Linked DNA regions of Homo sapiens: region 2 is linked to region 1. Evidence: read pairs that join two places in POLR2A ChIA-PET (ENCODE). Cell type or tissue: MCF 10A. All regions are shown on one strand. Links, peaks and the distances in the headings refer to the core of each region. The heading gives the core; the rest is flanking DNA. Region 1 has its middle 78 kb from the start of ATF7IP2. Region 2 overlaps LOC105371078 (a long non-coding RNA gene).

Evidence for each region. Peaks named below come from ENCODE experiments on the same cell type or tissue, not always from the same donor. Only the 100,000 strongest peaks of a DNase experiment are listed, where the experiment ranks them.
Region 2: POLR2A ChIA-PET joins it to region 1 with 8 read pairs; 3 of 35 experiments call an interaction of 5 or more read pairs at or near these places.

What each region holds. Positions count from the first base shown.
Region 1 is chr16:10,305,530-10,310,906 of GRCh38, forward strand. No RefSeq gene overlaps it. Among named protein-coding and RNA genes, the nearest start is that of ATF7IP2, 78 kb to the right of the region's middle. In MCF 10A, for the core only: no CTCF peak of the experiment used is centred there; a DNase peak (open chromatin) is centred at 3,142.
Region 2 is chr16:10,226,257-10,231,633 of GRCh38, forward strand. It overlaps LOC105371078 (a long non-coding RNA gene), which reads right to left. Exons shown (of 3, transcript XR_001752077.1): 2 at 1,153-1,335. Among named protein-coding and RNA genes, the nearest start is that of GRIN2A, 47 kb to the left of the region's middle. RefSeq lists an enhancer at 1-763. In MCF 10A, for the core only: no CTCF peak of the experiment used is centred there; no DNase peak of the experiment used is centred there.

The DNA.
Region 1 (5,377 bases), core at 317-5,316:
TGCGATCTTGGCTCACTGCAGCCTCCGTCTACTGCGTTCAAGCAATTCTCCTTCCTCAGCCTCCCGAGTAGCTGGAATTACAGGCACCTGCCACTATGCCTGGCTAATTTTTATATTTTTAGTAGAGATGGGGTTTCACCATGTTGGCCTGGCTCATCTTGAACTCCTGACCTGAGGTGATTTGCCCACCTCGGCTTCCCAAAGTGCTGGGATTACAGGCGTGAGCCACCACACCCGACCTAAATTATTATTTTTTATAGACGGGGTCTTGCTGTGTTGCCCTAGCTTGTCTGGAACTCTTGAGCTCAAGCAATCCTCCAGCCTTAGCCTCTCGAGTGGCCGGGACCACAGGCGTGCACCGTGATGCCCAGCAATTTTTTTTACGTTTTTTGTAGAAACAGGATCTAGCTTCGTTGCCCAGGCTGGTCTCAACCTCCTGGATTCAGGCAACCCTCCCACTGCAGCCTCTCAAAGTGCTGAGATTATGGGTGTGAGCCCCCGTTCTTGGCCAGTTTTATTTATTTTATTGATTTATTTATTTATTTTTGAGGCAGGGTGTTACTCTGTCACCCAGGCTGAAGTGCAGTGGCACAGTCATGGCTCACTACAGCCTTGCCCTCTTGGGCTCAGTCAATCCTCCCACCTCACCCTCTCAAGTGGCTGAGAATGCAGTCATGTGCCACTGCACCCAGCTAATTTTTGTATTTTTTTGTGGAGACACGGTGCTTTTATTTTTTTATTAAAAAATGTTTTATTTCATATTTGTTTATGACTTCATCATCATCAACAATGTAATAAGGTCAAGGGTTGGCAAACTTTTTCTATAAAGGGCCAGACAGTAAATATTTCGCCTTTATGAACCACACAGTCTACGTGACAGCTATTCAACTCTGCCCTTGTAGTATAAAAGTTGCCTGTACTGTTGTTGTATGTATTGAAAATATGTAAGCAGGCCTGTCATCCTAGCACTTTGGGAGGCTGAGGTGGGCAGGTGGCTTCAGTTCAGGAGTCTGAGACCAGCCTGGGCAATCTAGGGAAACCCCATCACTACAAAAAACACAAAAATTAGCCCGGCGTGTGGGTGCCTGCCTATAGTTTCAGCTACTTGGTAGGGTGAGGTAGGAGGATCACTTGAGCCCAGGAGGTCAAGGCTACTGTGAGCTGTAATCAGGCCACTGCACTCCAGCCTGTGAGACAAAATGAGACCCAGTCTCAAACAAACAAACAAAAAAACATAGGCGGGTCATTTGAGGTCAGGACTTTGAGACCAGCCAGACAGTGAAATACTGTCCCTACTAAAATACAAAAAAAGATTAGCCAGGCATGGTGGCGAGCACCTGTAATCTCAGCTACTTTGGAGGATGAGGTAGGAGAATCGCTTGAACCCAGGAGGCGGAGGTTGCAATGAGCCGAGGTCGCGCCACTGTACTCCAGCCTGGGTGACAGAGCAAGACTCCGTTTCAAAAAAAAAAAAAAAAGGACATAACTCAGGAATGGCCAGCTAGAAGAGATGCATGGGACAGGTATTGGGTGATGGGGGCGCGTGCATGAAGCTTTCTTGCACTCCCTGGGCTCATCAGCCTCCCAGCACTTCAGTGTGTTCACCCATCTAGAAGCTTCCCAGACCTCATTGTTCAAGAGTTTTTCTCAAGCTCAATGTCTGTTGTTAAAAGGCGGGAGGATCACGAGGTCAGGAGATCGAGACCATCCTAGCTAACACGGTGAAACCCCGTCTCTACTAAAAATACAAAAAAAAATTAGCCGGGCGTGGTGGTGGGCGCCTGTAGTCCCAGCTACTTGGGAGGCTGAGGCAGGAGAATGGCGTGAACCCGGGAGGCAGAGCTTGCGGTGAGCCGAGATCGTGCCACTGCACTCCAGCCTGGGCGACAGAGCGAGACTCTTATCTAAAAAAAAAAAAAAAAAATTTCAACACTCCAACCACTTGGTCTTTTTTTTTCTTCTTCTTCTTTTTGAGTCAAAGTCTTGTTCAGTTGCCCAGGCTGGAATGCAATGGCACAATTACAGCTCACTGCAGCCTTGAACTATTGGGCTTAAATGATCCTCCCTCCTCAGCCTCTTGAGTATCCGGGACTACGGATGTGCATCACCATGCCTAGCTAATTTTTTAGTTTCTGTAGAGATACGGTCTCCCTATGTTGCCCACGCTGGTTTGGAACTTCTGGACCCAAGTAATCCTCCCACCTGAGCCACCCAAAGTACTGGGATCACAGGTGTAAGCCCCTGCAGTTGGCCTTCCTTGGTCTTCTGATGACCAACCCCATCCTGAAGCTATATAGGGGAACTACTCTAAGTCACCTTATTGGCATGAACTCAGGTGTGATGGAAAAGGGCTCCTTATGGATAACAAAAGACACTCCAGGCCAAGCACAGTGGCTCATACCTATAATCCCAACCCTTTGGGAGGCCAAGGCAGGAAGATTGCTTGAGTCCAGGAGTTCAAGACCAGCTTGGGCTTGGTAGGCAGAGTTTGCAGTGAACTGAAATCACACCAGTGCACTGCAACCTGGGCAACAGAGTGAGACCCTGTCTCAAAAAAAAAAAAAAAAAAAAAAAAGGCACTCCCATCACTCAGAAAACTCTAAGCGTTTTAGGAGCTCAGTACCAGGAACTGGGGACAAAAACCAAATATTTCTTTTTTTTTCAAGATGGAGTTTCTTGTCACCCACGCTGGAGTGCAATGGCACAATCTCAGCTCACTGCAACCTCCACCACCCGGGTTCAAGTGATTCTCCTGCCCCAGCCTCCCAAAGTAGCTGGAATTACAGGCGCGCACCACCACACCCAGCTAATGTTTGTGTTGTTAGTAGAGACGGGGTTTCGCCATGTTGGCCAGGCTGGTCTCGAACTCCTGACTTCAGGTGATCCTCCCACCTCAGTCTCCCAAAGTGCTGGGATTATAGGCATAAGCCACCATGCCTGGCCAAAAACCAATTTTTTTTTTATTAGACCACAACTTGTCTGTGTCTCTTCCCCTCTAGATTTCGAGCAGCCAAGGGATGTGTCTAGGCACTTTTCATTTCTACTGCCCAGCACATAGTTGTTATTCCAAGCTGCACCATGTTGTAAACCCCTGCCATTTCGCAACCCTAGTCAGAGTGGAAAATTCCAGTGGGTCTCGGCTGTGAGAAACACCCTACCAGACAAGTTCAGGCCTAACCGCCTGAACCCAGGAAATTCCCTCCTTAGCAGCTAGCCACATTGCCTGTCCCTTTTTGCAGCAAGCAAAGACCTGTCCCGTCCTGACCTGTAATTACCCAAGTCTGTAAGCGGGAGTGGGTTCCGGCACTAGCTGGTGTCCCCCTCTGCAGGGCTTTGATCTGTGTTGCTGTAGAGCCACCTCCATCCATTCCTTCTTCTTTTCGCGCTCTAACAATAGTAACACTTAAAACATACATAGCTGCTGGTGTCATTAATCTTGCCATTGGTGTTGTTGCTTGATTATTGGTGTAATGTCTACCTCATAGAGTAATCTAGCTCATTCAGTGACATGAGTCATTTACAGATGATTTAATGAATATTTTTCATTATCACCTCCCCCTAGGTCCAGAAAAGGCTGCTAACTTTCCCAAGACCTTTTAATTCTTTTTTCTTTTTTCTTTTTTCTTTTTTTTTTTTTTTTTGAGACAGAGTCTCTGTCGCCAGGCTGGAGGGCAGTGGCACGATCTCAGCTCACTGCAACCTCTGCCTCCCTCCTGGGTTCACGCAATTCTTCTCTCTCAGCCTCCTGAGTAGCTGGGACTGCAGGCACCCACCACCACACCTAGCTCATTTTTGTGTCTGTAGTAGATACAGGGTTTCACCATATTGGTCAAGCTGGTCTCCAACTCCTGACCGCAGGTGATCCACCCACGTCAGCCTCCCAAAGTGCTGGGATTACAGACATGAGCCACCGCGCCCTGCTGACCTCTTAACTCTTTAGAACAGAGTTCTAAACTTCCTGACTCTGAAGTTATCTTTCCATTTCATCCTCAAAGATACCCAAAGGACCTTTTAGCATACTGGTGATTGAGACAAAAGAATTTCCAAACCTGGAGACAAATCCCAACTCTTGCTTCCTGATTCTCTTTTCTATACTGTCTTCTCAGGTCATCCTTTCCCCATGGCTGCATAAAATAGATTGAATCAAATGGAGCCCATCATGCTGGCTGCTTCTCTCCGCTGGGGCCAGGAGCAGCCTGACTGCAGAGTCAGCTGAAGACAGACAGCAGTCAGAGTGCTGGCCTTCTCCTTCCAAAAACACAGCCGTTCAAGTTCACAGAGACTGAAGAATACGATAAACACAGATAAACGTGCTTGACGGTGAGTAATTTTTGTCTGGGTACGGAAAGAAGAATAACAGGAGAAAAGGCACCATTTTCTTGGCCTGAACCGCCTCCTCTGGTTTCTTTTTTTCTTTTTCTCTTTTCTTTTTTTTTTGAAACAGGGTCTCACTCTGTCACTCAGGCTGGAGTGCAGTGGTACAATCACAGCTCTCACTGCAGCCTCGACCTCCTGGGCTCAAGCGATCCTCCTACCCCAGCCTCCAAAGTAGCTGGGACTATAGGCACGCACCACCATGCCCAGCTAATTTTTTAATTTTTTGTAGCAATGGGGTTTCGCCATGCTACTTAGGCTGGTCTCAAACTCCTAAACTCAAGTAATCTGCCTGCCTCGGCCTCCCAAAGTGGGGGGATTACAGGCACCTCGCACAGCCCTGCCTCTGTTTTAAGAGACAAGAATTCAGATTTCCATCAAACCTCTCTTCTTAGAGCAAGTTGACCTCTAGGTGCAGGAAACCCTGACAGAGACTGGCCACAGGGCCCTGCGCCTCTCCCCAGCCCAGCACAAATAGAAGAGGCCAAAAAAGCAGATGTGATGGTTATGGTTCTACTGAACACTGGAAGATACTTACTGCAAGCTTTATACACAAATGCATCACCACACCTTTGTGAGGTGGGTCATATCGTCGCTGTCCCATCTATTTGTTGGTGGAGGAAACTGATGGTTGCAAGAGTGAGATTAACTTGCCCTAGGTTCACTCAGCTCATTATTGCCCAATAGATTTGTGGAATAATCAAGATTTAAATCCAGAATGAGATTCCAATCAATGGTATCCAGAGAAAAAAATAAAAAATAAAAATAAATCCAGGCCGGGCATGGTGGCTCACACCTGTAATCCCAACACTTTGGGAGGCCGAAGCAGGTGGATCACCTGAAGTCAGGAGTTTGAGTCCAGCCTGGCCAACATGGCAAAGCCCTGTCTCTACTAAATATACGAAAATTAGCCAGGTGTGGTGGTACAGGCCTGTAATCCCAGCTACTCAGGAAGCTAAGGCAGAAGAACCACTCGAACCCAGGAGGTGGAGGTTACAGTGAG
Region 2 (5,377 bases), core at 158-5,157, 79 kb before region 1:
AAGTTTGCTCGTCTTGGTACAGAAACTGAAAAGTCTCAGATTCCAACTCCAACACTCAAGCCCACTAATGGATGGATTGGCTCCAAGATCGGCAGGGTAACAGATGGAAGTAGAAGAAAAAAATATCATTTTCCCCAAACTTGCTGAGTCTGATGAAGATGTCGGAAGATTTGGATGCAGCCAGCATGATTAATCTTACCAACTTTACCTTGAGTTTCACTTTTGGCGGGGGAATGGCATCAGCTTAAAAGTTAATTACCAGCAAGAAACAAATCATGCAGCTGATGTGCACATTATAAACAAATTAAGTTCTTAAAATAGGCAACACACCACTTGGAACAATGGTTTACAAGCCCAAGGGTGCATGAAAATAATTGCGGAAGGTGAGGAAACTAATAGCTAAAATATGTGAATTAAATGAGGGCAAATTGCAGATATTAATGAAAAAGCAAAGGGAAACATGGTCAACCTCTCGTTTTGTAAACAGCAAGCCAAGCAGAACGATCCAGCATGCAGCCCCCTGTGGAATGAGGAGGGAGGCCCCTGATGGAGACAGGGCTCCCCAGAGATATAGAAGCAGCTGGAGTGTAAAGAATCAGGGCAAGAGGAGGGGGTGCCCAGCTGGGGAGGCTCAGATCAAAGCTGACAGCAGCAGAGCTCCACCACAAGAGGGTAAATTCAGAGGTGTGTGGGAGGCGAAGTTTCTTTCCATTGTAGAAAGTTGGAAATTAAGTCCAAAGTCTTCCATTGTATTTCCATTGCAGAAAATTAGAAATTCAGTCCAAAGTCTTCATTGTACAATTGAAGAGACCAAGCACAGAGAGGGAGGTAACTCTCCCAAAGTCACACAGTAAGTGTCAGAGCCAGCAGTTGAACTTTGGCGTCCTGACTGCAGGTCACACTTCCTTCCCATTCATCAGAGGTTCCAAACTCCTATGCCTACAGGGTCAGGCAGGGAGCAGAAATGCAAGAAGCTGGCTTGATGTGAAGACTATGAGCCACTAGGGTCCAACAGAAATCCAATGTGAACCTCATAAGAATTTTCTAATAGAAGGAGAAAAATACCTCCCAGATTCCCTTATCCCTAATAGCCACCTCAATTTGGACTAGCCACATTTCAAGACTCAATAGCCCCATATGGCTAGTGGTTACCTTATTGAACAGTACAGCTATACGCAGTGATGGGGAATGTTGAAAACCGGAGAAAGGGTGACCCATCTAAAATGGGATGGCAGCCACAATCCCAGCCAGGAGGGAAGGTGAAACCAGATGTTCAGTTTTCAAGAGAAGCCAGAAATCCAGATAGTCGTATGAAATCATTCAATGGTGAAACATCTGTGAAATGAAAAAATATTACTGTGCTACCAAGAACACATCTGATAACTGGAATTGGCATGTGGGCCCACGGTTTGCAGTCTCTCTCTCAAAGAAGCAAAGAGCAACTGCATTAAATAATCATCTTAAGCATCCTTAGGAACCTAGTCAATATCAACCACTTTTAGGGACAAATTCAAGTCCCAATTCTTACTCCTCCACTAGATGAAACTTAATGAGTTCATTCCCCTGAGCCCCAGTTTTCTCATCTCCAAAAACATGAACATGTTTTAAGGGCCCCATGGGAAAATTAAATGTAAAAGCAACTTGTCAATGTCAAAACACTGCACAAACATCATGATTGCTACTGGGACATGCTCAGAGAATAGGACATGGCTAACCATCACAATGACCTCTGGGACCCCACCAGGGTCTTGTCCCAGGGGTATTGTCCCAGAAACAGTAAGCTATCATCCCTGGGAATCCAAGCCCTGCTTGTCTGCATCCTGATCCTGAAGCTTAGAAGAGCTTTCTACAGGAAGAGTTTTCTGACTTTCTAGTCTCTTCACACTCACTGTAATCCATAATAGGCCGTATGTAGCCTTGGACACTAAATTCACCGATTCATTCAACAAACACCATTGAGCACACACCTTGCATCAGTCGTTCTGGGAACTGGGGATATTTACTGGAGAGGATAAGGTGGGCTCTGCACTATTCTGGCGAGTTCTTTGTGCCCAACTCTGTACACCTGCTGCCTTTCTCTGAAGACTGACTTTGGGCTATGGAAGCTCCGCCACTCATATCTGGGAATTTACATCACTGCCAGGGTAGTCTTTAACCACTGACTCATAGAGGCGGGATGGAAAGCCCAGCTTCTCCTGGACTCAAGGTGGCACAAACTCTAAGGTGTCAGGTACCCACCCCCCTCCCAGAGCATCCTGCAGAATCAGGCTGAGGCTGAACTTGATCTGAAATCTCACCCTTGCTTGGCTACTGCCCATTCTGATCTTTTTGTCAGTTTCTCTTGGAAGCACTTTCCTAATAAATCACTTGCCGATGAACCGTCATCTCAGGGCCTGATTCTGGAAAAACTTGACCTGGGGCACAGACATTGTTATTATCCATACACAGCCCTGCCCTCGGGGAGCTCTCCAGCTATCTGGAGAGGCTGATGTGCCACAAATCAGATAATGCTTCATTTGCCAGATAAACAAATACAGTCCTTTTGGGGAAAGTGCTGTATTTGTTTGGAAGGATGTTTTAACAAGTTCAGTGAGGACAAAATTGATTCCCTAAGGGCATGAATGCTGCTGGTGCCAAGACTTCAAGGAAAAAGGAGGAAACTGCTCTGTGTGTGAAAATGAGAGGGCTTTGTTTGTTCCCCAGAGCAGAACAGGAAGGGGAGTGCCAGGACCTGGAGGGGAGGCCACGACATGTGTGGTGTGATGTGAAACCTCTCATCTTCAGTGAGGTGGTGAACAGCATGCAGGCACAGGGGCTGGAGATGGAAGACACGGTTAGGAACTGTCCTCTTGAGAAATCTTAAGGAGGGATTTGGACTATGTCAAGCCATAGAGAATCAGGGGCATTTGAGGCCAGTTTGCAAGCTGCCACCCACGCCCACCAGGAAGACTACAGCAGCCTCCTACATGGTGTCCTGCTTCTATGCCTGCCCCCTCCCACACTACGGACTCCCCACCAGCAGCCAGAGTGAGCCTTTAAAATGCAACTAGGTCTTGACACCTAAATGTATTCAGTTCTTGAGGCCAGGTCATTTTGTGCCTCTAAAATCCTCCAATAGCTTCAAAGCCAGGCGTGGTGGCTCACGCCCGTAATCCCAGCACTTTGGGAGGCCAAGGAGGGTGGATCACCTGAGGTCAGGAGTTTGAGACCAGCCTGGCCAACACGGTGAAACCCCGTCTCTATAAAAAATACAAAATTAGCCAGGCATGGTGGTGCACACCTGTAATCTCAGCTAGTTGGAAGGCTAAGGCAAGAGAATCGCTTCAACCAGGGAGGTGGAGGCAGTGAGCCGAGATCGCGCCATTGCACTCCAGCCTGGGTGACAAGAGCAAAACTCTGTCTCAAAATAAATAAATAAAATAAAATAAAATAAAATCCTCCAATAGCTTCCCATTGCATTTAGAACAAAATCCAGAGTTCTTACCCCACCTTCATGGACTCTGTAAGATCTGTCTTTCTGATCTTCTGAACACACCCATCTTTTTCTGACCCCAGGGCCTTTGCACTGGCTGTTTGCTCTGCTTAGACCACTCTCTCACCCCCACCACAATATTCACAGGGTGGGGTCCTTCTCATTATGCAGCTCAAATATCATCTCCTCACTCGAGTCTTTCCTTACCACTGTGAATTTTAGCACCTGCCTCGATTTATTTATTTATTTATTTTTGAGACAGAGTCTTGCTCTGTCACCTAGGCAGGAGGACAGTGGCATGATCTCAGCTCACTGCAACCTCCACCTCCCATGTTCAAGCAATACTCATGCCTCAGCCTCCCGAGTAGCTGGGGTTACAGGCGTGTGCCACCATGCTTGGCTAACTTTTCTATTTTCAGTAGAGATAGGGTTTCGCCATGTTGGCCAGGCTGGTCTCAAACTCCTGGCCTCAAGTGATCTGCCTGCCTCAGCCTCCCAAAATGCTGGGATTATAGGCATGAGCCACTACACCGAGTCCCTGCCTCAATTTATATCACACGATCCTGCATCAGTTTCTTCATAACACTTATCATCCCCTGAACTTGAACTGTTGATTCATGCATTCAGGTGTTTTTTGTCTCCCTGCTTCAAGAACATAAGCCCCATGAAGGTGGGAGCCTTATTCTACTTACCAAAGTGTCTACAGAATCTGGCATATAGTTGGTACTCAACAAACATTTCTAGAGTGACCCGATGAGCCCCTGAGAGACAAGGGATCTCCAACAGGTATTTGGATGACACAAACAAGTGATGTTGACATAAGTATGCATCAGGCAAGGGTGTACCAAAGGCTGTGAGAGCCCAGAGGTGGCAGAGAAGGTTCCACAGAAGAGAGGATATTTGAGCTGAGCCTTGACAGGGTGGCCTTCCTCTTGTTTAGGGTGCCTTTACTGTTTCTCAACAGCTCTAGGCTCCTTATGACTCTGGATGCTCTGATTTTGTAGATGATGTTTCCTCTCTCTCTCTCTCTCTCTCTCTCTCTGTAAAACACTTCATTCTTCACCTGGCTCATTTCTGCCCACACTTCAGTTTTCAGCTTAAATGCCACTTACTCAGGTCAAGCATTCCCAGACCCACTGTCATTCAAATAATATTCTCCTTGCTGATCTCTCTGTAAGCATCCTATGTTAGTCATTCTTAGCACCCACTCTTTGGGTTTCCCCCACTAGCCTGTAAGCTCCATGAGGGCAGGGACTATGTCTGTCCTCTTCACCACTGTATCCTCTGCGCCTAGTGTGGGTGCCTAACACTCAGTAGGGGCTCAGTAAATATTTGTTGGTGAATAAATCTGTGGACAGATTTATTCATGGAAGAAACAGAAGACAGAGGAGAAGGGCATGCCTCAGCCTCCTCAGTAGCTAGGATTACAGGCATGCGCCACCACACCCAGCTAATTTTCATATTTTTAGTAGAGACAGGGTTTCGCCATGTTGGCCAGGCTGGTCTCAAACTCCTGACCTCAAGTGATCCACCTGCCTCCGCCTTCCAAACAATGCATTTTTGCACAGTTCTGGAGACTGGCAGTCCAAGATCAAGGTGCAGCATGGCTGGGTTCTGACAAGGGCCCCCTTCCTGGTTTATAGATAACCACTTTCTCACCAGGGGGACCTCACACGGCAGAGAGGGAGCAAGCTCTCAATGTTTTTTTTTTTTTTTTTTTTTGACAGTTTCGCTCTTGTTGCCCAGGCTGGAGTGCAACGGCCCGATCTTGGCTCACCACAACCTCCACCTCCCAGGTTCAAGTGATTCTCCTGAGTCAGCCTCCCAAGTAGCTGGGATTATAGGATTGTGCCACCACGCCTGGCTAATTTTATATTTTTAGTAGAGACAGGGTTTCAACATGTT